Regions from separate parts of the Homo sapiens genome. Here region 1 is linked to region 2. Evidence: chromatin loops called from intact Hi-C (ENCODE). Cell type or tissue: heart right ventricle. All regions are shown on one strand. Each heading gives the region's core, and the rest is flanking DNA. Links, peaks and the distances in the headings are about the cores only. Region 1 has its middle 110 kb from the start of MIR563. Region 2 overlaps LOC107986064 (a long non-coding RNA gene).

Region 1 (5,380 bases), core at 179-5,178, 78 kb after region 2:
AACAACAGACATTTGTTTCCCACAGTCTAGAGGCTGGGAAGTCCAATATCAAGGCACCAGCAGATTCAGTGACTGGTGAGATCCCTCTTTATAGAGAGCCATCTTTTCTCAGTGTCCTCACATGGTCGAAGGGGTAAGCAATCTCTCTGGTGTCTCTTATATTAATATGAGGGTCCTAATCCCATTCATGGCCCTTACGATCCAATAACTGCCCAAAGGCCCCACCTTCTAATACCATCACCTTAGGGGTGAGGATTTCAACATAGGGATTTAGGGATTTGTGAGGGAGGCAAGCATTCAGACCATAGCAGGCACATACATACAATGGAATATTGGTCAGCCTTTAAAAGGAATCCAGTTTGGACACATGCTACAACATGAGTGACCCTTGAAGATATTATGTTAAGTAAAATAAGCCAGGCACAAAAGGACAAATATTGCATGATTCTACTTATATGAGGCACCTAGAGGAGTCAAATTCATAGAGACAGAGAGTGGAATAGTGGTTGTTGCTAGGGGCTGGGGAGAGAAGGAAATAGGGAATTATTGTTTAATGGGCACAGAGTTTCATTTTGAAGAGATGGAAAAGTTCTGGAGATGAATAGTGATGATGGTTGCACAACAGTGTGAATGTGTTTAATGCCACTGAACTATATGCTCAAAATTGGGTAAAATGGTAAATTTTATGCATATTTTTATCACCATAAAATTTTTATTTTGAATTTTATAAAAATAAAATGTTCATTTTATTTTATTTATTTTGAGATGGAGTCTCTCTCTGTCACCCAGGCTGGAGTGCAGTGGTGCAATCTTGGCTCACTGCAACCTCTGCCTCCTGGGTTCATGCCATTCTCCTGTCTCAGCCTCCTGAGTAGCTGGGACTACAGATGCCTGCCACCATGCCCGGCTAATTTTTGTATTTTTAGTAGAGACAGGGTTTTGCCACATTGGCCAGGCTAGTCTCGAACTCCTGACTTCAAATGATCCACCCGTCTCGGCCTCCCAAAGTGCTGGGATTACAGGCGTGAGCCACTGAGCCTGGCCATTCATTTTATTTTCTTGTTGTTTTTTTAAAAATTATATTTATAACTATGGAAGAGTTCAGTTGAGCTGCAATTAACTATTTCTTTGCTATTCAAAGTCAAGGGACTAGAAGCATTGGCATTACCTGGGAGCTTGTTAGAAATGTAGACTCTCAGGCCTCACCCCAGATCTACTAAATCATAATCTGTAGTCGGACAAGATCCCCAGGTGTTTCGTATGCTTATTAATGTTTAAGAAATGCTGAATTACTTGATATAATCCTTGTTTTGTAAACATTTATTGATTTTAATTATGTAATTTTCTGTTTTGCATTTTGGAGTCATCATACATTTTTCAAGGCCTCAGAAAATTGTATAGGATTTTGAGACGCTCTCAGGCCCTAGACCCCATGTCTAGAATGCCCTGGAGATGAATCTGGTAAATTTTACACATAGTCACATCCCTTTTGTCTCTGATTTCTGACTTTCTCTTCCATAGTTACAGTTCTTCAGATCATCTATCTGGTTTTTACATGAGTTCTTCTCTGAGATGCTGCTAAGATGGCTCTCTAGGCTTTCAGAACCACAGCCCATGGAAAAGGGAGCCCCACCCTCAATGCAGACCCAGGTTTCTCTCTAGGATACCACATCCCAGGCCCATATAACCTTATTGCTGCAATTACTAAATTATTAAAATCAACCGTAAAGCTTCCTACTGAAGAAAACTTCCTAGTTCATTTTTTTCTTTAACTATTTACTGAAGCATAATATACATGCAGAAAAGTGCAAAAATAAGCTTACAACCAATACATTTTAATACATTAGCACTCTGTTATAACCAACCTTCAAATCAAGGAATAGAATATTAACAGTACCCAGGAAACCCTCTGTGTCACTACTACCCCATCTCCTGCAAATTAACCACTATTTGAACTAATAGCATAGATTACTTTTAACCAGTTTTTTTCTTTATATAAACACAATGCCATAATATATCCTCTTTTGTGTCTAACTTCTTTTGTTCGACTTTACATTTATGAGGCTCATCCATATTGTTGTAATTGTAGTTTGTATTCTTATTGTTGTATAGTGTTCCATTGCATGAATTTACTACAATTTAAATTCATTATATTATTGATGGGTATTAGGGCAATTTCCAGTTTGGGGCTATTACAAATAGTGCAGCTAGGTACATCTTAATACTTTTGTCAGGGAAACACATGCCACATTTCTGTGGGAATTAGGAGTGAGATTGCTGGGTCATAGCGTGTGTCTATGTTTAGCTTTAGTGATACTGTCAAGCAGTTTTCCAAACTGTAAGCCCCATTCTTAATGTAAAAGTGAATGCTCCTGCCCCTGTTCTATCCCTTCCTAAGAGTTGTGACAAATCTCAAACAGGACATTACTTTCACATAGGTTTATGAATTTCTGCCAAAACATTGGTGCTCACATTTCAAAATAAATAAATGCATCCATGAAATCCTCACCAGCGGCAGACTGAGAAAGCAAAGAATCCAGATGACAGCCATAATGCTGAGATGCTAAGATGGTTTTCTTTGTTGCCTAGAGCGCTGGGAGTCTTTTGCAAAAGCTGCTGCCAATCAGGCTTGCCTATCTTTGCAGGGCTAATTAACAGCACTTGGGCAAGCAAGGGGGCGGACGCCTGCACGATGATGCGAATGGTGCCATCCCAAGGCTTATGACTAATTATAAACACAAAGCACTTAAGGGCCGAGATTAATAATGAAAAAAAAAAAAAGCCGAAACAAAAAGCTGAAAAACCTCTTCAGAATTCTAATGCCAGCATGGTTGTGGTTGCGTGACTCAGGGCAGGGGTGCTGGCAAAAATCTCCGGACTAAATCACACAGCGCCTATGTCATGCAGCCAGCCTCCCAGTCATGTGCTACAGAAGGGCTTCCTTTGTGTCATGCAGGATTTCAGGGGAGTGTGTCAGCTCCATTTCCAGGGTGCCCTGGGCCCTAGCATGATAAATCTGTTATTCCCTTGCCCTCCCTCAGCATGGAAGAGCAGACTGGGGTAATTCAGGCCCCTACAGGAGTGGGTAGGGTGGGGTTGTGTGTGCAAGCTCTGATCCCCTTAGCTACAAACCACAAATAATCCATAAAGTATGCAAATTAGCTCCCAATTAATAGCACTTACTAACATCTTGAACTGTGTAAGGAGAAGCTGTGTTTGCCAGAGAGGAAAGCAACACTCATGCACCTCATTGCAAAACACGTCTGGTCAGGCGGAAAACCCTGGACTTGCTGGGAGGGAGGGAAGAATGAAGTTGAAACTGAAAGGCTGCTTTGGTGCCCTCAGGTCATCTGGAAAAGTGTCCACACAGTTCAGGCTTGAGGAGTAATTTGATGTGAGATGAGGATTCAGATGAGAATGAGTTTCCCTGCTTCCCCTTTCCTTGGGGCTCTGCTTGGTCCAGGCCCTAATGAGTTCTGAATGTTCAACTACAGGTCCTCCCACCAGCCTCTGAGAAGAGAACAGGACAACCCAATACCCCCAGAAAACTGGAAGTAAGGGTCAAGGGTTGAGGTGAGGGTGGTGGGGGAAGGGAGGAGAAAACAAACTATTACTTTTAAAAAGTGGTGAAAAATTGTTTGCCATTATCTGTTGTTTTTTTCCTTTTTAATACTAGCCATTCTGACTGGTGTGAGATGGTATCTCATTGTCATTTTGATTTGCAGTCTCTCTGATGATGACTTATGTTGAGCATTTTTTAACATTTGTTGGCCACTTGTATGTCCTCTTTTGAGAAGTGTTGGTTCATGTCTTTTGCCTACTTTTTGATGTTTTTTTTTCTTGTTGGTTTGTTTAAATTCCTTATATATTCTGGGTATTAGTCCTTCGTTAGATGCATAGTTTACAAATATTTTCTCCCATTCTGTTGGTGTCTGTTTACTCTGCTGATAGTTTCTTTTGCTGTGTGGAAGCTCTTTAGTTTAATCAGGTCTCACTTGTCAATTTTTGTTTTTGTTTCATTTGCTTTTAAGGTCATCATAATTTTTTTTGCCTAAGCCAATGTCTGGAAGAATATTTCCTAGATTTTCTCCTAGAATTTTTGTAGTTTGAGGTTTTACATTTAAGTCTTTAATCTATTTTGAATTAATTTTTGTATATGGTAAATGGTCCAGTTTCATTCTTCTGCGTATGGTTAGCCGGTTTTCCCAGCACCATTTATTGAATAGGGTGTCCTTCCTCATTGCTTAGTTTTGTTGACTTTGTTGAATACGAGTTTGTTGTAAGTGTGCAGCTTTATTTCAGGGGTCTCTATTCTCTTCCATTGGTCTATGTGTCTATTTTTGTAGCAGTACCATGCTGTTTTGCTTACTGTGGCCTTGTATATCATTTGAAGTTGGGTAATGTGGTGCTTCTGGCTTTGGTTTTTTTTTTTTTTTTTTTTTGCTTAGGATTGCTTTGGACTCTATATGAATTTTAGAATAGTTTTTTTCTAATTCTGTGAAAAATGACATTGGTAGTTTGACAGGAACAGCATTAAATCTTGCAGATTGCTTTGGGCAATATTGGCATTTTAATAATACTGATTCTTCCAACCCATGACCATAGGATGCTTTTCCATTTGTTTCCATTTGTGTAATCTATAATTTCTTTTAGCAGTGTTTTGTAGTCCTCCTCATAGAGATCTTTCACCTCCTTAGTTAGATGTATTCCTAGATATTTTATTTTATTTTATTTTTGTGTGTGGCTATTGTAAATGGAATTGCATTCTTGCTTTGGTTCTCAGCTTGAGTGTTATTAATGTATAGAAATGCTACTGATTTTTGCACATTGATTTTGTATCCTGAGACTTTGCTGAAGTCATTTATCAGGTCTAGGAGCTTTTTGGCAGACTATGGGGTTTTCTAGGTATCAAATCATACTGTCAGTGAAGAGAAATGACTTTCTATTTTTCTATTTGGATGCCTTTTATTTCTTTCTCTTGCCTGATTGCTCTGGCTAGGACTTCTAGTACTATAATATGTTTAATAGAAGTTGTGAGAGTGGGCATTCTTGTCTTGTTCCAGTTCTTAAAGGGAATGCTTCCAGCTTTTGCCCATTCAGTATAATGTTGGCTGTGAGGTTGTCATAGATAGTTCTTATTATTTTGAGGTATGTTCCTTTGATGTCTAGGTTGTTGAGGGTTTTTTAACATGAAGGGATATTGGATTTTATCAAATGCTTTTTCAGAATCTATTAATACAATAGTATGTTTTGTGTTTTTAAATCTGTTTATGTGGTTAATCACATTGATTTGCATATGTTGAACCAACCTGGCATCCCAGGAATAAAGCCCACTTGATCATGGTAAGTTAACTTTTTGATGTGCTGCTGTATTTAGTTT
Region 2 (5,380 bases), core at 93-5,092:
CTCTAGTAAAAACTACAAAAATTAGCCAGCCATGGTGGCGCACACCTGTAATCCCAGCTACTCGGGGGGCTGAGGCAGGAGAATCACTTGAACCCAGGAGGCTGAGGTTGCAGTGAGCCAAGATCGTGTCACTGCACTCCAGCCTGGGCGACAGCGAGACTAAAAAAAAAGCGAGTCTCAAAAAAAAAAAAAAAAGTTTTCCAATAACTTATCAGTTTTAAAAAATTATAATTAAATGAAATCATTTGCACTAGCCACATTTCAGGTGCTAAGCAGCCACCTGTCACTAGTGGGTACAATTTTATTTATTTATTTAAGAGAGACAGGGCTCTGTAGCTCAGGCTGGAGTACAGTGGTGCAATCATAGATCATTGTAACCTGGACTTCCTGGGCTCAAGTGACCCTCCAGCCTTAGCCTCCTAAGTAGCTAGGACTACAGGTGCACAGGTGCTTGCCACCATGTGTAGCTAATTTTTTTGGGGGGGGGATGGTGTCTCGCTGTTGCCCAGGCTGGAGTGCAGTGGCATGATGTCAGCTCACTGCAACCTCCACCTCCTGGGTTGAAACCATTCTCCTGCCTCAGCCTCCCGAGTAGTTGGGGATTCAGGTGTACACTACTATGTCTAGCTAATTTTTGTATTTTTAGTAGAGATGGGGTTTTGCCATGTTGGCCAGGCTGGTCATGAACTCCTGACCTCAAGTGATCCACCTGCCTTGGCCTCCCAATGTGCTGGGATTATAGGTGTGAGCCACCGCACCTGGCGCCTGTCTAATTTTTAAACCTTTTTTTGAAGAGACAGGGTCTCATTATGTTGCTTAGGCTGGTGGGTACCATTTTAGACAGTGTAGCTCTAATCCTCATCCCTCACCTTTGGACTTGGCTCTGGTGCCCTGTAGGCTGATGAAAGTGGAGAGGAGACCCCTGTGTAAGTCATGTTGAGCTGGTGTTGACATGGTGCTTGGGATCCTGAAAATAGGAATTTTGTCCTGCCGCTCATTCATATATCCCAAGAGCACTGTCTCAGATTAGAAATAGAGCCTGAGACAAATTTCAGGCACACCAAATGTATTGAGGGATGCTCTGGAAAGAAGCTCTAAGGGAGTGAGAGAAGCAGGCGAGACAGGGGAAGGAGCCTAGCAGGGATGTGTTCCCAGGTAAATTCTAGCCTTGACTTGATCCATGGGGACGCTGGAGTGCAAATGCAAATTGTACTATGGAGTTGTCCCACCTTGAGGCAGGGGGACCAGGCTTTTGTGCCCCTATATCCATCAGTCATTGGCTGCATACCAAGCTTTTCTACGTAAGACAGCTCATTCAAGAGCAGTTGTCCAAAGAAGGTCACAGGTAGAAGCTTTTAGTCGTAGCACAGTGTGTATTGGCTAGTGAGGAGATTTTGGCAGGACATCAACGGCCTACAGTGACCTAAGCATAGAGGAACAGGCCAGGACCAGAACATTTTATTACTTCCTGGCAATATGTTCTCAAGCCTCAGTGTGGAATCATAGTGAGCAGGGCTGGACCCTGTGGGAACACAAGGCTCCCTGGCATAGAGGCTTCAGGCCTAGAATCTAAACAGGTCAGGCATTCTCCTTGGCTCTTTTTTCCTAGGTAAACATTAAATCTCAGACTTCTGTATCACACTTTTTGGATGCCAAAGAAAAGTGAAAATAAGGAAAAGCAAAGAGAATCCCCAAAGGGAGATACTAAACCCTAACAGCATGGCCCACTATGAAGCAAATCCTTGTTCTTCATTCATTCCACTAAGGAATATTTAGTTGAGTGCCTATGCTGGGCTGGGCACTGTGTGAGGCTGTGAAGACAAATTCCAAGGAGCAGTTCCAAGGCCATTTTGAGCAATGGCAACATGACTAAAATAAGTGCTGCTGTGGGGTCTTAGGTATCCACAAGAAGGGACAGGCCAAAAAAGGTGGGGCTTGGGGAAGCCGTAGGTCAGTGGAGAGTAGTGGAAAGTATAGCAACAGGGCACAGCCAGCCTGCCAGGGACTCTAAGGGAAAAGCTGAGGTCAGAATCTGGGGCACTGGCCAAGTCTGAGAAAGCAAGTTAAGGTCAGCATTCAGAGCCTAGGCCAGGACGAAGGGCTCAGGCAGAGGCATGGGCAGTGCCAGGTGCTGGCTGAAGGAAGATGATAACGTATTTGGCACCTACTATTTGCCAGGCACTTTGAATACATTTAATCCTCACAATAACCTTGCAAGATAAGTATGAGTTTCAGAAAGAAGAAAACAGTGCTTCTCAAACTTTAATGAACATATGAATCAGCCGTGGATCATGTTAAAATGCAGATTCTGATGCAACAGGTCTAGGGTGGGGCCCAAGATTGTACATTTCTGACAGGCTCCCAGGTGATACTGATACTGCTGGTCCACAAATCGTACTTGGAGTAGTAAGAGGTTAAAACCCTGACCATGACATCAATGCTTTTATTAGGAAGGAAAAGGGAGAGAATGAAGGGCAAGAAGACAAAAGTAGTCTAGTTTGAGAGACTAGTCTTCCAAACAAAGTCATTGCAATAGGCCCTGGACTGTGACTGTCTGCACTCATGAATGAAGGCAGGTGTGGGCAGTTGTGGGCAGGGAGGTATGCTGCTCTGAAGGGTGGAGTGGCCCCCTCTGGATGCTTGGAAAGTAGGAGTGGGGACCTCTGGAAAGAGTTCTTCTGGGGTGACTATACCTATTTCAGTGCATCTGATCCATTGTATTTTATAGTCGTCGTTCATACTTGGCTTAATGATCAGTTAATTTGGATAATATATTGTGGTGGAAATAACATTCCAGCAACTACTTAGCCTCAGAATGAAACCAATACCCTTTCTCAGTAGTTCTCTTGACCTTTTTTTTTTTTAAATGGTCTGTTCTTTAAGACCTTCTCATGACCTTATTATTAAATTTTCTCCTCTATCTTGTTATGGATATTGGTGCTAAGGCTTATTGAAACATTGCTTTGGGGCCCTGGCTAGTTTTTAAATTAAGACAATTATGATTGTATATTTTTTAAAAAGACATTGCATTGATAAGATGCTTTATTGTTTCTAGAATACTTTCATTGACATTTTCTTCCTTTTGATTTTCATGCAACCCAGGACGTCAGTGTTATTATTCCAGTTTACAGAGAAGGAAATGGAGGCATAGAAAGTTAAGTAAATTGCCCAGGGTCATGTGGCTATGTAAGTAGTGGAGATAACATCTTTAAAGTATTTGCTGGCATCATACACTGTGCTAAGAGCTTTATATGTAACAGGACATTTACTTCTTGCCCCAATTTCATTATTATCCCCATTTTATAGATGAGAACACTGAGGCCTAGAGGAATTACCTACTTATTCAAAGTCACAGGGCTAGCCAGGCATGGAGCCATGGTCTGAACCAAGGCACTCTAGTTCTAGCACTGATACTTCTAACTACTACACTAGAAAGGGCAGGCAGCAATGTTTGGGGCCATAGCAAAAGCAAAAACACTTGTGAGAATTTTTCCAGTCCTGTTCCAGAATAATGGTGCCCTCACTGGCCACAGCAAGGACATTAAGAGGCTTGGACTTTTCATTCTCATATAAAAGGAGGGTTTTGTTATTCTTATACGGGAGGAAGAGGCTACTAAAATAGGTGGATGATACATAAGACCTCCTAAAATCATCTGTTGGGCTCAGCCAGCACCACAATTGGAAAATATCTGGCACTTATATTTTGGTGCAGAGCCAGCTCCCAAATAATCCCACCCCAGTTTTCCTTGTACTAGGTCTTCTGACACACCCTTGCCCAGCCTCTTCAAGTACACGTGCATCATTTGGGTGCCTACAATCGCAGCATGAAACCAAGTTCACCCCAGATGGTACAAATGAAAACTCCTTAATGAAGGAACTGCTTATATAGAAATATAATCCAAGTTAAAGGAACAAGCGGGATTTGAGGCATCCAAAGATCAGCAGCTTGGAAAGTGCAAAGGGAAGGGAGAGTGTCACTAGAGCTTTTGTGAGCTAGAGCCATGGAGGAACTGTAGCTTGACTTCCTGGGCTCAAGTAACCCCAGGAAGGACACAGACAAGGCCAGAGATGTGGTGCAAAGAGGGAGAGAGAGGGAAGAAATACCCCGAATTCTCTCTCTTCCTACCTTCCATTTGCCTGCCAGGACCTCTCATTCCTGTGTCCAATCAGAAGCCAAACTGATTAGCAAGCCTGGGTGATGCAGTCTACTGAGGTCAGCCCCCTGAACACAGAAAAGGGCAGAGACATGTAGCGAGGGCACGGAAGAGGACAGGGGGCACGCAGAGAGTACAGCACAGGATCTTGGTTCTTTCCTTCCATTCCAGCGGTACTAGGCACACCCTTCTCTCCAGCCCACTGTAATTCCCTTTGCGGGGCCACAATTCCTGATCCAGTGTAACTTGCCTAATTTCTTTCCTTGGCTCTGGGTTTTCTGACCTAAAGTTCTTTTTCTAATGAGTCTTCCTTGCTGTAAGGAAAATGGAAGACTGGCCAACAGGAGGGTCCTGGTTTGCTTGCACGTCAACTTTCTGGATGTGTAAGCCAGTTTTCAAGACTTGCATTGCTCCAGTAGGAAGCTGAGTGTGAGCCATGCCTGAGTGATGGAGGACCAGAAGTTACAGACTGAGAGAGGCAGTGGTGAAGCAGATGTTGTACCAGCATGCCTGTGGTGCCAGTGGCATCATGGCCCCCTGGAAAAAAATATAGGCATATGGTGGAAACCCAAATAACAGGAAATATAATGAATCAGATTGGTAAATCTATCTGGTATATCTATCTGCACCTTGCATTTCAGTTTCACCAAGAATCAGTCAGCTGTGGTCAAACTTGATATCTTTAAATTGGTGAAGATTTATTGACCACCTGATCTAGCTCTCTCAGGGAGAATCTCTAATGATTTAATGTCCCACCAAATTCACATCTAAAGCTTTTCCAAAAGAGAATTCAATTGACTTGGTGTTTGACTAAATATTTGAGAAGATGTTTTAAAAAACTGGTTTAAGAAAATTTCTTAAAATATTATTTTCTCCATTGGAAAAATTAGGAAATAATATTCCTGAATGACAAGATTATTCTGAAAAACAAACCCAAAGTGTCTGGCACATGGTGCTCAATAAATATCAGCTATCATTATTGTTACCTATGATTTTACCTTTGAAAATTTTGACAGGGTTATATAAAAATATACATTTAGTATTTCGGTTGCTTTGAGGAATTGGGTTCTAGTTTTGGATAATTAAACTGTAAGTCTGTAAATAAAAATGGGGTTTATTTACTTTTTTTTTCTTTTTTTCTTATTATTATACTTTAAGTTTTAGGGTACATGTGCACAACTTGCAGGTTTGTTACATATGTATACATGTGCCATATTGGTGTGCTG

Evidence for each region. A loop is a pair of places that touch in the nucleus more often than their neighbours do. Peaks named below come from ENCODE experiments on the same cell type or tissue, not always from the same donor. Only the 100,000 strongest peaks of a DNase experiment are listed, where the experiment ranks them.
Region 1: it touches region 2 in a loop (3-fold over the local background); 2 of 110 quality-filtered maps call a loop at or near these places.

What each region holds. Positions count from the first base shown.
Region 1 is chr3:15,980,142-15,985,521 of GRCh38, forward strand. No RefSeq gene overlaps it. Among named protein-coding and RNA genes, the nearest start is that of MIR563, 110 kb to the left of the region's middle. In heart right ventricle, for the core only: no CTCF peak of the experiment used is centred there; no DNase peak of the experiment used is centred there; H3K4me3 peaks cover 701 bases; H3K27ac peaks cover 1,339 bases.
Region 2 is chr3:15,901,961-15,907,340 of GRCh38, forward strand. The region is part of intron 2 of LOC107986064 (a long non-coding RNA gene); the gene reads left to right. Among named protein-coding and RNA genes, the nearest start is that of MIR563, 31 kb to the left of the region's middle. In heart right ventricle, for the core only: no CTCF peak of the experiment used is centred there; DNase peaks (open chromatin) are centred at 1,411 and 2,031; H3K27ac peaks cover 2,049 bases.